Regions from separate parts of the Mus musculus genome. Here regions 2 and 3 are each linked to region 1. Evidence: chromatin loops called from intact Hi-C (ENCODE). Cell type or tissue: heart. All regions are shown on one strand. Region 1 has its middle 16 kb from the start of Gm33739. Region 2 holds the start of Foxl1 (forkhead box L1). Region 3 holds the start of Foxc2 (forkhead box C2).

What was found. Peaks named below come from ENCODE experiments on the same cell type or tissue, not always from the same donor. Only the 100,000 strongest peaks of a DNase experiment are listed, where the experiment ranks them.
Region 2: a loop joins it to region 1, with 3 times the contacts of the local background. A loop is called at or near these places in 27 of 42 quality-filtered maps.
Region 3: it touches region 1 in a loop (6-fold over the local background); 26 of 42 quality-filtered maps call a loop at or near these places.

Annotation. Positions count from the first base shown.
Region 1 is chr8:121,226,087-121,234,086 of GRCm38, reverse strand. No RefSeq gene overlaps it. Among named protein-coding and RNA genes, the nearest start is that of Gm33739, 16 kb to the right of the region's middle. In heart, a CTCF peak has its summit at 4,991 (motif pointing right); DNase peaks (open chromatin) are centred at 4,383 and 4,989; H3K27ac peaks cover 2,025 bases; H3K27me3 peaks cover 467 bases.
Region 2 is chr8:121,121,524-121,129,523 of GRCm38, reverse strand. It overlaps Foxl1 (forkhead box L1), which reads right to left and starts at 1,839. Exons shown (of 1, transcript NM_008024.2): 1 at 1-1,839. The coding sequence starts at 1,562. The coding sequence ends at 552. In heart, a CTCF peak has its summit at 4,116; a DNase peak (open chromatin) is centred at 3,953; H3K4me3 peaks cover 4,543 bases; H3K27ac peaks cover 3,609 bases; H3K27me3 peaks cover 7,076 bases.
Region 3 is chr8:121,109,607-121,117,606 of GRCm38, reverse strand. It overlaps Foxc2 (forkhead box C2), which reads right to left and starts at 1,436. Exons shown (of 1, transcript NM_013519.2): 1 at 1-1,436. The coding sequence starts at 992. In heart, CTCF peaks have their summits at 158, 1,453 (motif pointing left) and 4,133 (motif pointing left); DNase peaks (open chromatin) are centred at 726, 1,486, 2,340, 4,096 and 1 weaker place; H3K4me3 peaks cover 3,886 bases; H3K27ac peaks cover 2,050 bases; H3K27me3 peaks cover 3,636 bases.

The DNA of each region.
Region 1 (8,000 bases):
TTTAATTGGCATTCACCTCTCACTGGTCCTTTAATGGACCCTTCGTGTCTTATCTTTCTGGAAAATTCTAAAATGGGAGAGCCAAGGAAAATTTCAGAATGCAAAACTTTCAGAATATTCACAAGTAATGACTAAGGGGGAAATGTGTGTGTGTGTATACATATATATATGTGTGCGTGTGCATATATGTGTGTATGTATATATGTGTGTATAAATATGTGTGTATATGTGTATATACATATATGTGTGTGTATGTATGCGTGTGCATATATGTGTATGCATATATGTGCTTATATAAACAAATATATGTGTATATGTGTATATATATGGGTGTGTGCATATATATGTGTGTATGTATATATGTATATATTCATATGTGTGTGCTATGTGTGAGTGTGTGTGTGTGTGTGTGTGTGTGTGTGTGTGTGTGTATCATCAGAAAAGAGACAGAATGCCACACAGAACCCAGGTCTGCTGCTGTCTCAGAACTCTCACACTCTGTATCCTTTTTCTTTCTCTCCCCCTCCTCTCATTACTTTTTTTTTTTTTTTGGCCTGGGAAAAAAGAGCAGGGGCAGGAGGGGGCCGAGTGGAAAGAGAAACCTTAGCTGACAGGAAAATAAAGAAGATGGCTGCCCTGCGGATTATCCTAAGCCTGGCTTTGAAAGGGTGAAACTTTCCTCGGTCCTGGGCCCAGGTTATCTCCTCTAATTGCATTATTCTGAGATTTACTGAGATTAAATGGCCCGGCTTAGTGGCAGTAATGGGTGGCAGGTGTTACTACAAACACACAGCCACTTTTGACTCTCTGGCTAGTCCCACTTGGGGCAGGGATGCCCTTCTGCTACATGCCACTCTCCTGGGAGTGGGCAAACTGTGGGCATTTCCCCAGCACAGGGGCCTGTCCCCTCAAAAGCTGTGCTTCTTGATACCAAGGTGACCTTCCGTCATGCGTTCCCCACACCCTGATCACACTACCTGGTTCAAGGAAGAAGTTTTCATTATCCTTGGAGGGTCACACTGAGTCTGCGCTCTGTCTTCATTCTTGTAGCCCAGGCTAGCCCCAAACTCATCAAGAACTCATTCTATAGTCAAGAATGCCCTCGAACTTCTGGAGTGCTGGGCTGTTGTGCATGTTCTATCATGTGTTACCGTGTGTGTGTGTGTGTGTGTGTGTGTGTGTGTGTGTGTGTGGTGTTGGGGATCAAACCCAGGGCTTGGTGCATGATAAGCAAGTACTCCAACATCGGAGCTAGCCTCAGTGTCCACCACCGGCCTCCACTGAATCACTGAAGGAGAGACATGCATTTGTGGCCTGTGGTCATTGAGACAGAAAGAGCAGAGTCCATCTGTAAAAGCCAACATCACATGCAGAGTAGGAGCTAGAGAGCATAAATACGTTCCATCCTGAGTTGTTCTCAATATAACCATAAGTTGTTTTATTATTATTATTATTATTATTATTATTATTATTATTATTATTACTGGGGAGGACTATGTAGCTCAGGCTAGTCTCAAACTTGTAAAAATTCATCCTCCTGCCTCAGCTTCTTTTCCTAAGAACTAGGGTTGTTGCAGGTATGCACCACCACCTGGCTAGCTATTATATAGTTGCCCTCTGTATTGCAGGGTTGGAGAGAGAGCCTCAGAGGTGACAGAGCTTGTTCAGTGTCACACAGATTGATCCTCTCCCACCCCCTGTGCAACATATGGTGGATAACAAAGCCAGGGCCACAGGGTTGCTTTCCCAGGCAACAGAGAAGTGAGGCCATGCCTGCACCGAGGTGGCCACAACTCATAAGTTAAACGCTGTCTGTGAGGCAGGTTCCTTTCATGCATCCTTGAAGCCAGAAGAACTGAGTGGAGTCCAGCTTGGGCTGTGTCTGCCTCTGTTTCCCGCCACAATTCTGCCACCAAATGACCTTGCAGAACATTCGCAGGCTCAGCCACCAGGCATGCCGGGAGATTCAGAGGCCCGGGGCATAGCATAGGAAAGTCAGTCCTGTCACTTTAAGTTGCTGTTTTCTGCCCTCCTGGGCAAACCCAGAAGAGCTGACCCTGGGCAGAGCATCCTGTCTGTCCAGGGATCAGGCAGGGGCAGGAGGAGGCAAAGGCTCATGTGCACTGGAAGCCAGAGACGCTCCTGGGTTTGTGGGTGGTGAGTAGGGGAACTGTTTGTACCTCCTCGGCTTTGCCAAGGGGTTGCTATCCCTTGGACCCTTAGGGGTCTGATACCCAGCACGGAATAAAACAGGCCTGGTGGTACATGGAAGGAAGGAAAGAAGGGAGGGAGGGAGGGAGGGCCGGCCAGCCAATGGCCATCAGGTTGGGGCAGCACCTGGATAACACATAGGAGATGGGGGCATCTGAGGGAAGCCCATTTCTGAGTGACATTAAGTTCCATTACTCAGGGTTTTAAACAGCTCATTCCTGGCTACCTCTTGTGCCAGTCTCTGGAAGAAGCCCACATTTGTGCACAGTACAGGTTGTGATCAGCCGTACACCTGTGACCTCAGGCTAGCAGCTTCCGACCTCTGGGCCTTGGTTTTCCCTTCCGCAATCTGATGATGTCTTACCCTGTGTTAGAGGAGCTGGGAGACCCAATGTCATATGTGACAGATACTTCCAAGGCCGGCATACATTCTACGTGCCTGGTGCTGAAGAGCCAGGGCCATAAAACAAAGCTCACTCATTCCTGCATGCTTTTGTTCCCTATGATTACACACATATACACACACATATATATATATATACATATATATACACATATACATATATATGTATATATATATTCTTGTAATATAAAATGAGCATATGATGCATGACTTTAACATAAATCATGGGTGAAGAATGTCTAAAACTCCATTTTCATCTCGTAATACAATAAATGTGAGTCAACCTGTTACTCGGAAGTCAAAGTTCTCACTACGCCCCATGCCTTTAAGAGTGTTCAGTGTTCTTGGGATGGCAAGCCCGTCCTTAGCCAGGCTGGGAGGGTCCCGCTGGGATGAGCTCAAGGTCCTGACTGAAAACATGCACGCAGTAAGAGTTCTTCGGGTCTAGCAGCCGTGCCACTCAGGGCGTTTTGGGGGAAGATGAACATTTACCTGAGAGCTGGCTGTAAAGCAACAGGGGAGAGAGGGCTGACAGTTCATCCTGAGGCTTCTGGGTTGAGGACATGAATTCCCACGGGCTTGTGCCTTCGGAAGCGACTGTCCACCTGTTAACACTCCATCCAGCCTGACGTGGTACTCACAACACTCAGGAGGCACGAGTGGAAAGCCAGCCTGGGCTGCCGTGGTGTCTCATCCCGGGAGCTTCTGAGACTAGAGATATTACAGGGAAGCCCAGAGGGAGTCCCCAGGGAGAACCTGTCAGTCTTCAGCCATCAAACGAACCCTGCCTCATCCATCCCGAGGCCCTGTCTCAAAATCTGCACGTGAATCAGTCGCTAATTAAATAAGTCAGTGCACGATTTGGTCAGTGAGAGCCAGAGGCTGTTCACTCTCAGAGGTGTCTGGGTTTGCAAAGGCCCAGTTCCTGCTTAACCAGCTGTGTGGCCCAGGGCGGCCCATGCCTGTCATCCCAGCTCCTGAAAGGTTGAAGCAGAAGAATTGCTGGAATCCCAAGGCTAGCCTGGACTACATGGTGGATTCCAAGCTATCCTAGGCTACATGGTAAGGTCTTGTTTCAAAAACTAGTTATTATTATTATTATTATTATTATTATTATTATTATTTACTATATTATAATTTATTATTATAAAAAGTAGATATATAATTATTCTAATCAAAACTGTAATGAAACCCATAGACAGAATTTAGAGGTGGAAAAAAACTGGCCAGGAATCCCAGTTACCCAGCAAGGTAGAGATGGTCGCCACATCTCTGTCACCCAATACAATTTGAGGTGCTCTTTCCATTGTGGGGAGGTGCTTGTGGGCAGGGATGAGTTCCCAGGAGGCTCTGGGGCCTGCCTGATGTGTGGCTTCTTCAGCACACACTTTTTATAAGCCAAGAGCAGGCTCACAGTCAGTCACAGGGAAAATAGCTGGAAAAGTAGCCCCCACACCCCACGGGCACAGGCTTCCATGTGACACAGGGCTCTCCATAAAAGGCTCACGTTGGGACATGGGCTTTCTCTCCAGGACTGGCGACTGACAAGTTCTCCCTGGGGCTTCCTCTGTGCTCCTCCCTGAAACGACCTCATCTTAGAAGCCCCCCCCCCCCCCGGGAATAGACTGTCCTTCATCCCTGGCACCCACCACAGTCAGCTCTCCAGCGCTGAGTGATCTGTGTCCCCTGAGGAAACACTGAGATTCCTATCGGTCCACATCACAGGCTCACTTCCTTCCCTGAGACATCACTAGCTGCCTGTGGGGTGTCAGGTTTCAGAGCCATGGGCCACCAGCTGAGGAACAAGAATGAAGAAGAGTCTTAGAAAGTGTCTGCAGATGGAGGGCGGGGAGGAGAGAAGGCCCAGGAACTGCTAGTGGGTCCTGTCCCTGGTTTCAGGGGCCCTGGCCACGTGGCTTTACCCAGGACTCCAGATCTGAAGGTCACAGGGGAGCAAATCTTTGGATAACCTTGGTGGCAATGGTCTTAAAGCATGGCTCTAGAGGACGGGCCACAGATCTGAGGGGACTTCGTAGAATTGTCTTGGTTGGATATCGGTGGCATGGGTCCCCAGGGAGACTTCAAGCCAAACACAATAGCCATTACCAGACCCAAACTCAAAAACAAAACAAAACAAAACAAAAAACACCAGGCTAGACAGGGTATAGGTGCAAACTGATGGGAAAGGTTGAGCTGGCAAAATGGGCAGAGGTGGATCACTGAACATACAGAGAAAAGGAAAATGTAAATAAAAACCAGAAGGGAAAGGAAAGGCTTAATTTTTTACTACCGGACATGTCTTTCAGTCCTGAGATCCATTGGTGACATTGGTGGGAAGCAGTGGCCGATTTTGCCATTACTCCTCCCACACACAAGGGGGCGCTGGAATGACTTCCTGCCAACATGCTCCAGTCCCAGAGCAGCCAAATGTTAGGAGACTCATGGTCCCAAATTGACTGACCATGAGAAATGAGAAACTGGTTGATGCCCTACCCCAGTCCCAGGTAGGCAGGACATGCCCTTGTCCCTCTGGTTTGGAGGGGTCTCTGAGATGAGCAAGCTTTCAGCTGAGTTTCTGTGAACGCAGCTGGGGATTCTGAGACAGCAGGCAGGATACTCCAAGTAGAGGGTTTCCTACATGACCTGATCACGTGCCAGTGTTGGGGTGCATTGGGGACCCACGCTGACCCAACACTCTCCCATGCAAAAGAAAATGGGCCACAGGGGACATGCCTACCATGTTGGTGAGACAACTAAATCCTATGTGTGGTCTCAGTGGAAGCTCTCCTGCAGAACCAGGCAATGTGTTAAAAGCCTCTTACCATCCTCTCTGCCTCCAGCTGCTGTCTGTCCTCCTGGCCGTGAACTGCCTGTTTCGAGCTGGGTTAGACAACACAGTCATTTCCTGAGGTTTAACTAGCTCACCTCCTTCACAATGGCAGAGCAGGCTCTGGAACAGCACTGACAGGTTAGCTGCACACGTGGAGCTCGGTGATTAAACCGGGAGGGTCAGTAATGTCTTCCGTAACAGATGTGAACATCTGCACTGGCCTAAGGACAAGAGACCTGCTCTATACTGGGTCCCAGCGCCAACAAAGACCACTCCAAGGAACCCAGAGTTCTGATTGCTTATTATAGGGGGTGCCCTGTCCAGGCTGGGGGCCAAGTGCCCGGCACAGAGCTCATGATGGAGGGGAACAGGGCAAGCAAGCTGACCCCAGCTCACCCCCCACATTGGCCTCGACCTGAGCCTACCCCACCGCCCTCCCACCTCCCCTGCCCCTGCCCACGCCGTGTTCAGTATCTCCTAGCCCAGCAAACTCTGCCCAGAACCACAGCGCTGACGCCGACCCTGCGCAGCATGGCCTCCTCTCTTGCCAGCCTGTTTTTGTTTTGCTGCCCGATGCTGACGGCTTGCGGTTTGCCTCACACTTTGTCAAGTTCACGGCAGCCATAGGAGAAAGCATCAAATTTGTCAGCGAATCCTGTTCTCTATTACAGTAACCGCGGTAATGCCATCCAGCTGGGTCGCCTCCGCAGCCCAGCACCCTGCCTCATGGCTAGTCAGGGGATGTGGGTGGAGGTTGCTGACGGCCTCCCCAAGGTGACGGTACAGCCAGGATTCCATCACTCACCGCTGCTCTTCTTACGTCAGAACAACCGGAGGAGGACTTCATTTTTTAAAAGCATGATTTTATGCATGGCATGTGGTGTGCCTGTGTGTGTGTGTGTGTGTGTGTGTGTGTGTGTGTGTGTGTGTGTGCACGCACACACTAATGCCCATGTGTTCACACACAGGGGTGCTCTTGTGGAAACCAGAGGTTTTCACTGTCTTCCTCTATCACTCTCCAGCTTGGTTTTGGGGACAGGGTCTCAAACTGAACCTTGAGCTTGCCATTTTGGCTAGGCTGGCCAGCGAGTGAGCGGGCTCTCTGCATCCACCTGTCTGTGCCTTCCAGGGCTGGGCTTACAGGCATATACCACGCCCAGATTTCTACACAAGTGCAAGTGTTTGAACTCATGTCTTCCTCATGCATACATAGAAAGCCCCTTACCTGCTAAGCCCTCCCTCCCTGTTCCCCCAGGGAAAGAGACTTCTAATTGCTGATAACAACAGTAAAAGGGAAATCTAGGTCCCTAGAGCCTCACAGGTGACACACCTGTCACTTCTGCAGGTCAACTTCCCCTACCTGTCAATACTCAGAGCTCAATCTGGGTTCAAGATGCCCCGTCCCTTGAGCATAACCCCTGCCTGGCCGCTTCTCCTGGGCATCCCCTCCTGTGCCTCACCTTTCTCAGATGCTCGCTTGAAGCACAATGTAACTTCTACCGCAGCCAGCCCAGGGGAAGAGGCCTCACCCCATTCACCACTTACCATCCATCTTACTGACAAATAGGATAGACCGGCTCCTGCTGCCAGCTAGGCTTAGCCTCACCATGAACAAAAGGACCCCTCAAACCCATGGGATGAAGCCTCAGCCCTGGGATCTCAGAATATAGCTATGTTTGGGGATGGGTCGCTTGAAGGGTGACTGTGTTCACAGGAGTCGGGGGGGTGACCCTGACCCAATAGAACTGACACCCGGAGCATAGACTTTATTTTAAAGGGATGAACGTAAAAAGAGGGACACAGGTTGCAGATAGTTTCTACAAGGTATGTAGAGAGGCTTCGGAAGACCAGCTCTGCAGCGCCTTGGGGGGGGAGGGGGGGTGATAAACGGCTGCTGTTCAAGCACAAAGAAAGTGATACTTTGTTACCAGGTTACCAGCAGACAGTTACAGACCTGTGGGTGAGTGGATGCAGGAAGAGCGGCGGCCTCTCTAGATGTCAGCAGAGTGAGGCGCAGAACTGGCTTCTGTGCCTTTGGACCAAAGGGTACCATTGATGGAGACACACCTGCCGCTACTGGTCCATATGCTCTTACCTCTCTGACTGCTTCCTGGGGATAAAACAATCTGGAGACAGCCCAGGAACGAGCCGGCATATGGTTCTGAGCTGGGGCTGATGGGATTCTTCCAGTCTCAAAGATGCAGAATAGTGAGAGGCAGAGGCGTCCCTCACTTAAGGCTGGCATTGGTTTCCAGGTGCATCCACCTACAGAACCCGCTTCCTGCGCATCCCAACCTCATGGTGTTTATCCACCAGGCCTGTTCAGGGACCTGCTCAACCTGTGCCAAAGATCCAGACCTCCTTTGTGGAACATGTTCTACTATAGCATCCAGAGGATGCTCACAGTGGGCCGTGCTGATGCTCTGGGCTCCATCCCATGGTCCAGAGAGAACCTATGGAAAAAGAGCTGAATGGTTTTTAAGCAACGCTAAGCCAAAGCTGACCCTGAAGCAGCAGAAAGCCAAGGATTCCCTGCTGCCTCCCTGTGGTCTGCAA
Region 2 (8,000 bases), 100 kb after region 1:
TTGTAAACGTTAACCAGGCCTACATCTTTCCCAGAGCCTGCGGACCACGGATCATCCCCAGCATCCTGGCTGCAAGCTCCCCACATCCAATGAGATCAAAGCCAAGGCCTATGCCACACGGAGCCCGCTGAGCCTTCCATGATCCAGTTGAACCTCCACATAGAGCTGTTCGCTATATCTCTAAGTCCTGCCCTCAGGGTCAGCAGGAGACTCAGGTCCGAGTGGGGACTTGTGGTGGTCACTGTACAACGCCGCCAAAGCCTACGAGGGGCTTCTGCTGGAGACGAACCGTGAGGGCTGAGTGTGCGGCGACCATGTCCTCTACTGGACCAGTCTTTTAAATCTGCAAAGCTTCCGGTGGCTGGTTAAGTCATCTTCGGAGAAAGCAGATGGACGAGGCCCCTCAGTGCACGACTTTGGCCGGCACGGGTACGCTGCTCCAAACCCTCAGTCTCTGCCAGGGCAGAGACCGGGGCGACTCCTTCGCCCACAGGCATTGGCTCACTGGAGGTGGGGGGATCGCGAGGCAGGGAAGCAGCCGCTAATCCGCCTTAGTGGAAACGAAGCACTGTGGCCTCGGGAACCTGCAGAGGAAAATAAGAAAGGAAGGGAATCCCCAGCTGGGAAAAGCCGCCCTGGACGTGCGCGTCGAAGACCAGCGAAGCGTTGAAGGGAGGCGCTAGGCCGGAGGAGGCAGCCAGCAGAGAGGAGCCCAGCGCGCCAGGCACGGGCTTAGGGATCCCCGGTGCTTCGGCCCCTGAGGCTGGCGTCGGTCTCACGGCCAAGATGCTGTCGATGCTGAAACTCTTTGACTTGGAACCTTTTGGGGAGCCGCTGGGGGCGGGGCACAGAGGGGACCCCAGGTGGTGTGCCGGACGCTGGAGCTGGCCGCTTGCCACTGCCCCTGCGCCCTGGACTGTGAGGTCCGCGTCGGGGTCCCGGGGCTCAGGGCCGGGCCAGGGAAGGAGCGCGGGCCGCGCGGTGCCTACTGCCGGGGATTGGGAGCGATCCGGCGCGCGCGTCGGGAGTGCAGTGGCCAGGTCCGGGGACCCTACATCGCAGCCCACCTCGGACTCCGGCGGCTCGACCCGGGTGCGCTTGGCCTCCGGGGAACCCGCGGCGGGCTTGGGCTTCCTCTTCCTGCGCCGATAATTGCCGTTCTCAAACATGTCCAAGCAGCGGGGGTCCAGGGTCCAGTAGCTGCCCTTGCCCGGCCGCCCCTTCTCACGTGGCACCTTCACGAAGCACTCGTTGAGCGACAGGTTGTGGCGGATGCTGTTCTGCCAGCCTTGGCGGTTGTCGTGGTAGAACGGGAAGCGATCCATGATGAACTGGTAGATGCCGTTCAGTGTGACCCTCTGCTCGGGAGCATCCTGGATCGCCATGGCTATAAGAGCGATGTAGCTGTAGGGCGGCTTCTGCGGGGGCTCGACGCGGCCCGGGCCGGCCAGTGCAGCCGCAGGGGCGAAGGCCAGGGGCAGCCCAGGCCTCTCGGGGCTGTACACGTACAACAGCGGCGAGGCTGCCAGAGCGGCCAGCGGGGGACTGAAGAGGTGGCTCATGGCGACAGCAGCCTCTCCGCTCCACCGGGGAGTCCTAAGGACTTTGCCCCGCACCAGGGCCCTCCTGGGGAGCCCTCTGTGCGACTGCCCTGCGATCAGCCGCTCTCCCCAGCCGCTGCGCGCTTTGTCCCTTCTTCATGGCTTTAAAAATGTTAAATAATTGTTGTAAGTTTGCTATTATGTGTTGACTTAGCGCTGGAAAATAAATTGTCTATGATAAACAGTCCTTGTGTTCTCAGCCCACCCACATTAATTAAAATTTCATTGCTGAAAATCTCCCAGCTCTTCCCTCCACGTGTCTTTTTGATACCAACCAATCGGTTTCGGGGCTAGTCTTCATTTGTTTATAGAATTAGTCTGTTGATAAGTCCGCCCACCCAAGTTGAATCAAGCTGTGTTTATTTGGAAAAATTTCCGGGCACCCAATATATAAACGCACTGATCTGATGTTTGAAATACCACGTCCACCCCTTGACGCTGTAAGCACACAGTCAGCGAGGCAGGATGTGGAGGGACGGGTGGCTCTCCCCAAGCTGGGTCTGGTAGGCCAGAAAGGAGGAATGGAGATGGGGGTGGGGAAGCCAAGGGGTACATTGTAATCTGGTCTTGGGGATCCTCCCACAAAAGAGCTTTGATTTCCCCAAGCTTAGGGCATTGTAGAGATAGCACCGTTGTCTGCACTTTGGGAACTCGGAAGACAGTAGACACACACACACACACACACACACACACACACACACACACCTTACAGAGATGAGCACTCTCTAGGGGACTACTGTCGAAGAGGCCCCACCTAACGGGGTTCCAGGAGACTCAAATGACTGGATCTCAGTAGCCAACGTTTTTGGAGGTGGAAAGCAGACAGCTCTGGAAAGCTGTGGATGGGCAGAGTATCTGGTCCCCTACCTTGGCTGGCCAGAGGAAGAATACAAAACAACTCCCCTTGGAAAGTGTGGGGGGGCGGGGGGGGGACAACAAGGTCCTTGGGTCTGGCTAAGGTTCCTAGCCAGGCACACCATAAAGGGGGAGGGTGGCAGCTGGCGGGGAGCTGGTGTTCGTGAATGTAGGTCCTTAGCTCCATACGCTGTACTTTCCTGTTTATAACAAGGAGGGGGTTACAACAGCTTTACAAGTGTGTGCAGCTGCTTGGTGATTACATTAAGCATTTGTAAAGCCTGCATGCTGGTCCCCCCCACACACACACCCACCCACCCAGGGGTGTAAGCATCCCCCACCCGTCTCGTTTTACATTTAACCATGTCAAACTTTGAATCCAAACTCCTGGATGCTGCTCATTCTAAAAGGGGCATCTCTCCAAGTGGCTCCCCTCCATCCGGGTACGGTACGGATGCAGGTTAGCCTTGAGGAGGCAGTCTCTGTTCATGATGTCTGCACGCAATTATTCTTTGAAAGCAAGTGGAAACTGTGTCAAGATCTGGGTTAGTAGCCCCCCACCCCTTCCTTCTCTGCCAAAGAAGAAGCATTTGGTGGTGTTATTTGGTGGTGTCATAGGTAAAGAAAAAACTTCTGCCACCCACTGGAAGGGGAAGACACACTGAGGCTTGCACCAGTGGCTGGTACTCATATGGCCTCTGAACGTGGAGAAGTGGAGTATTGATCTTCCCACTCCAAAGGGAGGAATCCAGAATAGAGCCTTCACGTTTACGATGTCCTAGCATCCCACCACCGCAAAGATGCCAGCAAGGAATCAGAAAAATTTCATTTCTGCTTGAAAAAACAAAAACAAACACACACCACACCGATTTGGGTGACTGATAGGCCTGTGGGTGTAGCCAGCTGGCCCTTCCCATTCCACTTTCCTCTGTGACTTCAACATTTCTAACCTGAGTCCCGCAGGCAGCTCTGGCTACTGAGCTAGATCCTGGGGAGGAAGATTGGTGCCCAGAGGGTCGGAGTGTGTTTCTCTCTCGGAACTCGGCCTTTCACCCAGAATAACCCTTTAATTCTGGGATGGAAATGTGTGAGCAACCTCACCTTTGCAACCGGTTCCCTCGCTTCTGCACTCGCTTTAACAGACCCAGACCCAGAAATAAACCGCTGTCACTGGAAAACTCCATCCCTCACCTCCGCAGTCCCCGCCAATCCCAGAGCTCTCCAAGACCCCAAGTCTAGCGGGCAGCCTCAACTCGTGCGCGCCCGGCTGCGCTGTCCAGACGCCTCTTCCAAACCCTAAGGCAAATCTGAGCTCGAGTCTCAACAATAAGCACCGCCCACTTTAGTCGTGGGCTGGTTGCGGGCGGAGACACGCCCGGCAAGTGGGCGGGGCACAGACCGTAAAGGGGGAAAAGTTTAGAAACTTCCAGCGGACTTGCACCAGCAGCTTGGAGGAGCAGGGCCTGCAGTTGGCGGCGTCTGCAGGAGACTGGGGCCGGTGCACCCGGTCCCGTTCTGGGCGCAGTCTGAAGCCTGGGCTCTCAGATGACAACGAGCCTTACTTAGCCCTAGAGGGCCTCCTCTGGGGCGACCCTTGCGCAGAGGCACAGTCCAGCCTTTCCGGGGACTGCGACTCATAAGACAGCCGGGAGTCCCTGAGTCTAGGAGCGGATGCGCCCTCGTGCGGAAGCTTAGTCTTGTGAACTCAGACCTGGTTGGGTGGGGGAGCCTGGGAGGAGTAGGTGTCCGCTGTCCCAGAGAAGAAAAGGGGTTCCAGATTCCTTAAGTGTCCAACCCCCACCCACCTACCCGCCCCCGCGCGCTCACACACACACACACACACACACACACACACACACACACACACACACACACACAGCCCTCTATGTACTGGGCAGTCAACAGGAGACAGCCACCTCCCTTCCAGGAGAGGAGCCCCTTGCTTCTTCAGACCAGACGCCAGGGAGCAGAAATGGGCAGTGGTTTCTGCGTGGGATGAGGACAGCCACAGTCCCATTGCTGGAACAAAGCGGATGTGCGCTCTCCCGGAGATTATGGGGAGGAGACAGGCCCTTCAAACCTCAGCAGGAGAGCCACGATCTTCTCCCACTGCCCCCAGGGCACACCCAGAACAAAGCAGGCTTCCAAATGACGGGCCCAGCCCGGCAGTATTCTCCCAGCGACCCCAATTCTTTTTCTACGCAAGAGCTCTGGGCCTGGGATCTTACCTACTGTGTTGTGTTGGGGTGGGGACTCGGACTAGTCACCTTAATGACAACTTACAACGCTGGGGTGGTGGTGGCAGCAGCAGCTAGAATCTACAGCGGAATGTGGGGGTGGGGTCGGCCTGCCTCTCTGGCCTTCAGGGAGTTAGTTCACAGGCTCACTGGGCCCCGGGCATTTGTTAGCACCTGCTAAGTGAAGCCACCTCCTTTCTCCCACGGGTATACTTGGTTAATAATACATGACGCACATGGAGTTCTTTATGCTCTCCTGGCACTCTCCAAGAGAGCACAGACAAACGCAGACAGTCCGTATTCTATCTATTGCGTTAATGGCTTCTAGAGACTTGTTTTACAGCCGGGCGATGCATATCTTCAATCTCAGCATTCGGGAGGCAGAGGCAGGCTAATCTCAGTCTGAGGCTAGCCGGGTCTACGCAGGGAAACCCTGTATGGGGGAGGGGCTATGGACAGAGAGCATCGTGACTAAAGTGTATTGAGCACCACAGTGTGCTGTGTAATTGATTGTGGGAGGTGCTTGCATGAAATATTTTCACCCCCACTACAAGAAGCAGCAGCCTGGAGCGTCTTGCCACTTCAGCTACTCAGGAAGCTGAGGCAGGATGATCCCAAGTTCAAGTTCCCTCTAGGCTGCACAGTGAGTTCCTAGCAAGCCAGCAAACTCAGTGAGATTTTTAAATTTTGTCTCAAAATTTAAAAAAAGAAAGGAAGAAAGGAAGGGAAGAAGGAAGAAGAAGAAAGAAAGAAAGAAAGAAAGAAAGAAAGAGAGAGAGAGAGAAAAAAAGAAAGAAAGAAAGAAAGAAAGAAAGAAAGAAAGAAAGAGAGAGAGAGAGAAAATTAGGGATGGGGGGGTTATCTATCACTCAGCTGCTAGAATGCCTGCCTAGCATTCAGGAAGCCCACATAAATCAGACATAGAGGCCTATGCCAGCAATCCCAGCATCTAAGGGGTAGAAGCAGGAGGATCAGAGGTTCAAAGTCCATCCTCTGCTACATGGCAAGTTTGAGGTCAACCTAGGGTACATGAAGTCCTGTCTCAAAGAGGGGGGGGTTGGGGCTGGAGAGATGACTCAGGGGTTACAAGCGCTCATTCTGAAGGAGTCTGGCTCTCAGCATCCACATTGCGGGTTGGGGGTGGGGTGCTCACAAGCACCTGTAACTCTAGCCTCAGGGACAGAATTGGAAAATAATAAATAAACGACTTTAAATAAAGGGGTTGTAGGGAGAGTAATGTGACATGCTTGTCCAGCGTGTGAGAACTCCTGGTTTCAATTCCCAGTAATATACACACGTACACGAGTACACACACACACACAAATTAAAGAAGCATTTGTTATTCCCATTTTTTTTTCAGATCAAGAAACTGAGGCTGTGTTAACTTATCTCAATTCTCCCAGAGAGACCTGTCCCAAAGACAGGGTCAAAATCATCTTACAGGTGCCCTATATGAGGCACTCAGGACTCCTGTGAAAATAACCCTCCCGGCCAATGTGAAAGACATGCCTCAAGGATGCACCCATTCCACAGAGCATGAAACTGAGGCTAAGCCACAAAGTTACTCTCCAGCTACTGCTGACTGAATGGAATCAGGAGTCACAGTTTGTCCTCAAAAGTGGAAACAGTGAGGCCTGAATGCTCAGGTGTCCCCAGAAGAGTGAGGAAGAGCAGAGAAGGAAGAGATGCTAGAGGTACGCAGCCAGTGCACCCCCAAATCCTCACTTTCAAACCTGGAAGGCTTTCTGCTCTTCTCCCTCCTCCTTTGGGAAGGGCCCAGCAGCGTCTGCCCTCCCCCACCCCTGCTCTCCCTAGGGTGTGTAGATGGGAGGTGGGGCCTTTAGAAAAGAAGAGGCCCAGAGAGCTGAGCAGAGTTTCCCAAATGACTTACTTACTTATAGCGCACGCACCTTGTTCCCAGTAAGGATGGGAAGGTTCACAAGGTCGCCCCTGGGGCGTGTCCACTACCCCACTCAAAGCCGTCCAGATAGGCAAGAGAGATGGGAGCATCCCTCTGAGAGCGCCCGCCTGGCAGAGTTAAAAGTTGGGACTGCCCCCATTACCCACACCCATTACAATGCTTTTTCACAGTCCTAAGAAATATCACCCAAGAAACTGGCCCCAATACTTAAGGGGATGGGACGAAGTTAGACAACGATGGTGTACTGGGCCTGGAATGTCCGTCCCCAGGAGGCAGAGTGCCTGGGGGAATCGCCAGGCACTCTGGGTTGGAAGGCCAGAGGCTGCCAGAGGCTGAGGTCTGAAAACTCCTGTCCTGTCGGGGGCCCTATTTCCCCGACAGGACAGGACAGGTCAAAACCTCCCACTACAGGGCTCTACCTCTTTGTACCTCCACTACTGCTCCTCCTGGCTCTGTGCACTCTCACGGACCCCAGGGTGGGTTTGAACTCTTAGAAAGACAAACAGCCACCCCAAAAGACAAGGCTCCAAAATAGAAAAATACCCACGGCGTGTCTTTCTGCTGTCGTCCCTGCACAGGGGTGTTGAAAGGACTGCTGTCGTCCCTGCACAGGGGTGTTGAAAGGATGGCTGATGTAAGTTAAAGGCGCATTGCATCTTCCCAGACACTGTCCCCAACAACCTAATGCTCTGGAAGTATGCTACCCGGTTGCATGCCTGTCTCAAAAAAAAAAAAAAGAGCACACATTTCAAAGGCCCTGCCAGTGGAAGGCAGGCGAGGAAGGCGGGCAGGGAATAGGGAATGCTTCTCAAAGTTTGGGAAAACATCCCAAATATTCAGGACTCGATGGGTCTGAGGGGCAGGGGAGATGGCACCCTGTGAATTCTGACCCAGTCCTGCACCCCACTTGAATTGGAAATCAAGTGGGACTCAGATGTCTCCACTTCTAGCTGAGCCACCCACTGACCCATCTTCAGGGCACAGAAGTCGGTCGGCCAGGGTGTCCAGCGGCAGGCTAGGTGGCACAGCGGTGTGGGGCAGTTTTAGGGAGCTCTGCAAGCTGGGAGATCCCAGCGCCTTCTCAAGATCCTAGTCCTTGTGTGGGCTGTGAGGCATTTTCGAAGTATCTTTATTCATACTTGTCTGTTTTGGTTTGCAACAACGAAGTTGGAGATTCCCATCTCCACTCCCACCCCCCACCCCACCCCCCACCTTTGGATTTGGGAGCCAGAACAAGGATGAAGAAGACAGCAGCCAACAAACTTTGGTAGGGAGGGTGCTGGAAACTCAATGTTCACCAGCTTTACCCAGATCCAGGCAGGAGGGTCACAGGGAAGAGAACCCTGAGGGTCCACAAGGCAAACACCAGTATCCCCCCAGAGAAAC
Region 3 (8,000 bases), 120 kb after region 1:
CTGCACTGGTAGCCCGCGGAGCCCGCAGCCTCCAGGCCCTGCGCGCACGGCTGCGTGTAAGCGGCGGGTGGCGCTGCGGCGTATGGCAGTGCCAGCGGTGGCACCACCAGGCCGGCGCGCGCGGCCGCTGGGCTCAGATCGCCGCCCGGAGGCGACGTGCGCAGCGTCATGATGGTCTCCACGCTGAAGCCGGGCAGCCCGTTAGGCGCCGCGGCGTGGTGCTCCGGCAGCGAGCCGTCTGGGGAACCTGCGGGCGTGGAGGATGCGCTGCGCGGACTGGCCTGCAGCGCTCCCTCGGGGCTCAGCGTCTCCACCTTGGTGATGACCGGCAGCGCGGGGGACGCCGCCTCGCTCTTAACCACGACTTTCTTCTCGGCCTCCTTGGGCCCGTCAGCTACCGGGGTCCCTGTCGGAGCGCCCTTGGCCGTGGTCGAGGGCGGCTCCTTGAGGTGGGCCCGCTCCTCCTTGTCCTTGGGCACATCCTTCTTCTTGAAGCGCCGCCGCCGCCGCAGGAAGCTGCCATTCTCGAACATGTTGTAGGAGTCCGGGTCGAGCGTCCAGTAGCTGCCCTTGCCCGGCTTCTTGTCGTCGCGCGGCACTTTCACGAAGCACTCATTGAGTGACAGGTTGTGGCGGATGCTGTTCTGCCAGCCCTGCTTGTTCTCGCGGTAGAAGGGGAAACGGTCCATGATGAACTGGTAGATGCCGTTCAGAGTGATCTTCTTCTCTGGCGCGTTCTGGATCGCCATGGTGATGAGCGCTATATAGCTGTAGGGCGGCTTCACCAGGTCCTTGGGCGCCGCGGGCTGGTGGTGGTAGGGCGCGTAGGAGCGGCCCATGCCGGCGCCGTACTGCTCCGGGTGGCCGGAGTAGACGCCCATGGGGCTGGCCATGCCGCCGTAGCTGCCGGCCGCCCGGTAGTAGTTTTGCTCACTCAAATAGGGTACCACTCCCAGGGCGTTGGGGTCCGATACCGAGTAACGCGCCTGCATGCTGCGTCCCAGACGCCCGGTCGCCGCCTGCGCGCACCGACTGCGGCCCGCGGCGAGCGAGGCCCGGAGCAGGAGAGCAGGAAGGGACGGAGCGATGCAGGCAGCCCCGACTCGGGGCAGCCTCGCGGTCCACGCGCGGAAGACGCCGGCGCTCGGGTTCAGCCGACCGGGCGGATCGGCATCCTGAAGGGTGCACGGCAGGCGGCCCCGCTGGCCGCGCACTCTCGGCTTGGCGGGTGGCAGCCCTGAGCTGGCGGCACAGACGCCACGCGCGACCGTGGAGCGACACCAGCCCTTCCGAGTGCTAGAAAAGGAGACAGCGGCTCTCGGGGCCCCGCCAGGAGAACTGCAGCCCGCAGCGTCAGCGAGCTAGGGTCCGGAGAGGCTGCGCGGCCGAGCCCGGAAAAAGAAGCAAAGTCCCTTTTAGGGATTGGGAAAAGTTTCAAAAGTCTTCTGGCTCAAAGCGAGTTTTTACTTTCTTCAGGCCGCGCCCCCTCCAGGAAGTTTGCACCAATCATCTGGCAGCTGCGAGAAGGATGGCACCAATCAAAACGAGGAGCGCCTGAATCCGTCGGCTCTAAGACCCAGATGCTCTTAGCCAGATCTCCCCCCCCCCCAGCTCAAGTTAACTTGAGGACTTTTAAAAATGAGTTACATCTTATAAAATTTTATTTTATTATCACATTTTGTTTAACGAGACCACGTGTCCAGAGCAAAAATTAAAAACCCTGTTCCTTTGGAAAATAAAAAGAAGTTTAGTTTGAAATATAACATCGAATTGATGAAGTTGGGCAGAGATTTGCCCCCAAGACCTTGTAAGTAGGAAAGAGCCTGGAGATTTTTTTTTTATTATTATTAATGGATGAAGAGGCGAATAATTAGATTTCTTAATTATCGGGGCCTAGTTGTAATGGGTTCAGAGCAAACGGACTGAGCGTGTAGGGCCTGTTGAATGCAGTGATGGATAATTCACAGGACGCTTCCAGGTTGAGGAAGAGCCCACAAAGGAGGCCGGGTTGGAGAATTCGGTTCCTCTCCCCTTCACGACGGGGTCGGGCTGGGAGGGAAGGCTTAGTGGGAATGCCAAACTGGGAAGGTAACACCTAAGGAACCATTGGTCCTTCGTCTTCGCTGCTACTTAGGTGATCCATCTGAGTCCTCCAAACAATTTCGTGGGGTTCAGGGAAGCGCGTGAACCCAACTGTTGCTTTCCTGGTCTCCTCTCCCGCATAGACGAGGGCTAGCTTTCCCTGCCATCCATCCCGGCCTCTCCCTTCTCCCCACCTATGAAAGCGCTGTCTGGAGGTTAGGACAAGGCAGCCAGCCCCCGGGAGCTGGTGTCCCCGTTCGGCGTGGGGAGCTCCAAGCCTGCACTCCATCGCCGGCTTCGTCACTGGAAACGCAAAGGAGCGCGGCACTGTGTAGCCTCGGACCCGCTTCCCTAGCTGTTGCCGGGGCCCGGCGTGGGTCCCACTCCGCGGTCAGCATCTTTGGGATCCTGTAAATTGACTGTATTTCAGGCTGTTTGTTTTACTGAGTTTTGATAAGGTGAGCTGAGGACCAGGGGCTCCTTAGAGGGCCTGGTAACTGAAGGACTTTTTTTTTTTTTAATTTTATGCCAACCTTGACGCACAGCGACTCGGAGTTCCCCGACCTTCAAGCGTGCTCCTTCCCTCTAGGAATCCCGGGGACAGTTTGTTTATTTGTGGACTGGTATTTATTCCTTCAACATCTCCAGTCGTCATCGGATCCCTGCTCGGTCCGCTTCCTCAGAAGCACCGAGATGTCCCTACGGAATGGCTCTATGCCTCGCAGAACCTTCTGGAAGTTGTTGGTCCGGTTGGGTAGGGAAGAAGGCGACAGATAAAACATTTGTCTCAGTCTTTCTTCTTCTCCGACCCCCCCCCCACGCCACCACCATAGCCCCCCACCCCCTTTAGATTTTCGGCAAAAGGCTTTGAGAGATTAGAACTCACTGTTTCAGCTTTGGCGGGTGAGGAAACTTTAGTGGCATTGCTTGACGTACCGAAGCAGCAAAATAGGTTTTATGTGTGCTACCTTTGACTCGAGAACCAGAATTTAAAGGACAGGGCTGCACAGGGCCCCCTGACCTGGATGGAGAATCTCGGGAAACACATTTTTGTGGGTGTCCTGGATTCTTTTTTTGACTAATTCCTCTCTCCCCTCCCTTAAAGCAGCAAAGTCAGGCTTCTGGTGCATGTCCGGTGTAGATCTGGGTAGGGGGTTAAGCCTTCCCCTCCCCTCTCAGGGACTCACTAAGAGTTATTGTTCCAATGTCCTTAGTGTGTTTTCGTTCACTTTTTTTTAAAAAAATAACTGTGACAGAAAACGTCTTGCCCCTCATGAAACTCGTGGCAAGTAGTGTTGAATTTTTCTCACGATGTTGCTGAAAATTCCATTCACTGATCAAGAACAACCCCCTCCCCATGGGCTTCCTACAGGGGCACAATTTACTCTGCTTTTATGAGGTGTGTGTGTGTGTGTGTGTCTGTCCCCGTGTTAAACAGCTTTATCAAAGCACGGGGCAGAAACCGAACGCCTCAGACTATGAAATCTAAATTGCCATAAGCCACTTTCTGCCTGCGTATGCCAAATTTAAACCAGTGTCTTCTTAAAAGAACTTTGGTTTAAATTCTCAAATGGATCGACCCACGACCCCTCTCCTAAAGAAAGAGTGGGGGCTCCTGGGGAGGCTCGTTCCTTCGCGCAGGACCTGGCCTCCTTGCTTCTGTGGAGCACTGAGAGAGATGTTTGTTCCGGTTTCTAAAAACAACACTGCACACACACCTGGACTTGGCAGGAACCAGGTCCGGCTCCTGCAGCCAGCAGAGGCCTCAGCTCTCTGAGACTTGCTACATTCTTGCTTATTGCCTGTTCCTTCTCTTCCTTGTCTTGTTGTCAACGAGTCGAAGGCAAATCAGACCCCAGAGGGCCCTGTGTGTTTGTCAAATAATAAGCGATGAAAAGGGCAGGGAGGTGCCTCCCCGGCTTCCCGCCCGGCCCTTCTTCCTCGGCAGGCGCCCTGGCTTCATCACCTGGAGGCGCCTGGCGAATACTCCGTGGGTGGTGGTGCCATCTTGAGGCCGGTTGTGGAACTACTACGGAAAAGGCGGCGGGGAGCAGCGAGGAAAGCCAGTCAGGTTTGGTTCTAATGACGGTGCTGACACCTTGTGGACACCACGACGCTTTGCACTGCAAGAATAAAACCCATAAAGAAGCCAACTGGGCCTGGCGCTTGGCTTATGAAAAGCCATTTTCCGAATGAAGGGACTCTGAGCTCGAGCGTGGCAAACATGGCTCTGGCAAGCCTTACCCTTTTCTCTCATTCCCTCTGCCTGGCTAAAAACTCTTAGATTACATTCCTAACGTTAGCCCTGAAGGTCTATTCCCTTATTTGGCCACTTCCTCCTCCTGAGGCTAAATACCAAGGTCCAGATATCAAAGTTTTGAAGTCTTGCAATCGGAAGCCCTGGTTGCTTCACCTAATCAACTAATGACCACTCAAAACATACTACAGCTCCCTAGCCCGTTCTAACCCGGACCTCCCTTTTTTTTTCTTTTTTAAAGTTACTCCTGCAAGGTCTGCTGTTTTAAAGTTACTCCTGCAAGGTCTGCTGTTTCTCCTCCTGAGTCAGAAAGCGGCTTTTAACCTTTTTTCTCCACCGATTAAAGGATTTCTTTGTGAAAACCGGTGTTTGGGTGCGGTTTGTACCTAATCTGGGGTCCAGGAGGGTGCTCCCCCCCCCACACACACACACTGGCAGGGGTCTCTTTCACTGAAGCTCTGTATTGAGGCTAAGAAACAGAAACATTTTTGAGACTTCTGGAAGTTTCCAGAGAAGCAAGGAGGTTCTCCCCGTGGCTGGCTAGAAGGCTGGATTCACCCCACAGGGCTGTTTAACAAATTGGCCTCTACTTGCAGAGCTGTGTTGTGGAGAAGAGCTGTGGAGTTGAGCAGAGAGCTGACTATTCAGATGTGTGATGAAAGCCAGGTCTGGAGACTTCTGCCTTTCAGGCCCAGCCTGGACCAAGGCAGACAAGCTAGAAGCAGATTTTGTTCTCAACTCTCTGTTCAGCATCCTCTGGGCCCAGGAGATGCCTTCTGTTTTAAAAACCAGATAGCAAAAGAGTCCCAGGTTCCCAAAGGCTTCTTGAAAACTGGCCCGTGGAATAGACAGGGGCAGAGGAACCCCCTTCCCTTGGAGACAGGGTCTCTCTATGTAGTAGACCTGGCTGGTCTGGAACTCACAGAGATTCAGAGATATGTTTTCTTAGTGCCGGGATTAAACATGCACACCACACCCCAGCATCGGAGCTGCTGTTGGTTGGTTGAGTGATTGAGACAGCATTTCTCTGTCTGTGTAGTCCTGGCTGTCCTGGAACTCTCTGTAGACCAGGCTGGTCTCAAGCTTAGAGATCTGCCTGCCTCTGCCTCTTGAGTGCTGGGACTAAAGGTGTGCCCCACCACTGCCTCGCCTCAGAGCTACATATTTTTTTTTAGATTATTTATTTATTTATTTATTTAATGTATATGAGTACACTGTTGCCCAGAAGAGTGAATCAGATCCCATTACAGATGGTTGTGAGTCACCCTGTGTTGCTGGGAATTGAACTCAGGACCTCTGGAAAAAACCTTTCTCGGGACAAAAGTCTCACTTCTTGATGGGTCCTAAGTCATTTTAGTGAGAATTTTCTAGAAGTAGCCACAGTAAAGGAAAGGGTGGGGATAGGAGTTACAAGACATTAAAGATCCCAGAGACTCCATGCCACGTTTGATGCCACATGGCAGAAAGCATAACAAAGGGCAGGTCTGAGGCATTTGGAATCCAGAGTGTGCCCTGGACAGCCGTCTTCCCCAGGTTGAGATTCCTGAGTGAGATAGGACTTGTGCTCAGATAAGAACACGCCCTGCCTGTAGCAAGCACATGTCAAAATATTTAGAGCTAATGTCACAGCCTCTGCAACTTTTAAAGTATTTGAAAAGGGTTGTGTCATGGAGCAGAGCAATTGCCAGGCACTCGGGGCCCTGATTTCCATCCCAGCGCTTTGGAAGAAGACAGGGATAGAGGAAGGGAAGGAGGAAGGAGAGAAGGAAGTGGGGGGGGGGGAGAAAGAAGCAAAGGGTGGAGGGGAAGGGAGGGGAAAGTAAGTACTTGACTAGTGATGGGTGGGACTTTAGCCTGTTTTCAATAAATACTCTGACAAAGGAAATTTCAGCTCACAGTTCCTCAATTTTCAGCAGTAGTGGCAATGTGGCGGGAGGGGGACAGAGACACGACAGGAACTACACACTATAGCCACAGTGAAGGGAGCCAGGGTGACCACCTGGGGGCTGGTGTTCAGCTCTGCTCTGTTTCACACAGTCCAGGACCCCAGTCAGGGAATGTGATGCCCACCACAGTGTTGGATCCTCCCCCCCACTACCCACCCCCAATTAATGCCTCCAAGATAATCCCCCCACACACAAGTTCCCAGTCCCCTCTCCCAAGTGAGCCTAGAGTCTGTCAAACTGACAGTGGACACTAAGTATCACAGCTGACAGAAATAGGAAGCCGGAGTCTCATGAATGTAACAAAATGTATCAAAATGTAACAAAATAGGGGCTTTTGAACTTAGTGCCTCCATTGTAGCAGCCCTGAGATTTTTCTGTAAATTAGGAAAATTTTAAAAATCAAAATATCATTATAATTCTGAAAATAGAACAGAAATGAGGCAGAGAGTAAAGGTCTTTCCACCCCAGTCAGTGGATGGAGAATGTTCAAGAACCTCCTAGGGTCCCCTCTCCCACTGCTCTGGGATTTTCTAAGACTCAGGCCATGAATAGCTGAGAGCTGTACTCAACCTCCCCAGTTTGGACTAGTGTCTCAAAGTGACAAGAAGATGGATTCTGGGACAATAAGATGCACATGGACTGGGCAGAGCCGGGGCACGGTGGGGATCAAGCCACTGCCTGGACATGGCACCTGCTTTACCTTTAGGAGTGACAAAGCCAGGATCACGGTCACTTTGCTTCAGCCAGGACCATCTCCAGGCCCATCGCACCCGCTGAGTCTTTGCCGTCCATCACATTATCACATTCAGGTACTTGACACGCGCGGCCCTTTACCCTCTTCCATTTTTTTCCAGCTACGCCAGTTCAGTGTGGTGGGAACTGCTTGTATCTGCTGCCAGGCCACACTACAGCAGAAGGAGAGGGAATCTGGGCAGGCTAGACGCCATGTTGTTAGGATCTCTTCCTATTTTAATTAAAAAATGTTTTGCATTTATGTGTCCGGGGGAGGGGGACACGCACCAGGTTGACTGTGCTGAGGTCATAGGGCAGCTTCCAGGAGTCAGAAGTCAGCTCTGTCCTTCCAACATGTAGGTCCTGGACTCTGAGGTCTTGCCTCATAATCCAAAATAAATAAATAAATAAATAGATGATTGTTAAAACCCTGCTGGAGAGGTGTCCTCTCCTCTTCCAGGGAAGCATGTTTAATCTAAGAGAGGGTTTCAGGGGACTGGGGGGGGGGGGCAGCCTGGTGTCCATGCAGAAGGTGCTGTGAAAAGTCCAGATCCCAGTCCTTTCTCTGAGGACAATCTGACAGTAATGATAATTCTAGGAATCAGAGGACACCGGACAGGACACTGCTCCATGATTCAGTCAGAGGCATTTGGAGTTAGAAAGGGCTCAGTCAGTAAAATGCTTGCCTTGTCAGAGGCACCCATGTTAAAGTTTAAAAATAAAAATCTGGGTATGTCAGTGTGCACTTGAAAATCTAGCAAAGACAGGCTGATTCCTGGCAGTGGGTCAGAAAACAAGCTGGGTGGCTCTTGAGGGTGTCACCAGCTTCTTCACACCTGCACACATAGGAAGCATGACTCCAAAACACACACACACACACACACACACACACACACACACACACACACGCAAGAACATGCAAGCTGAGGTGCGGTGACACTGGGCTGTACTCCTAGCACATGGGAGTTTGGGAGGTTGAGGCA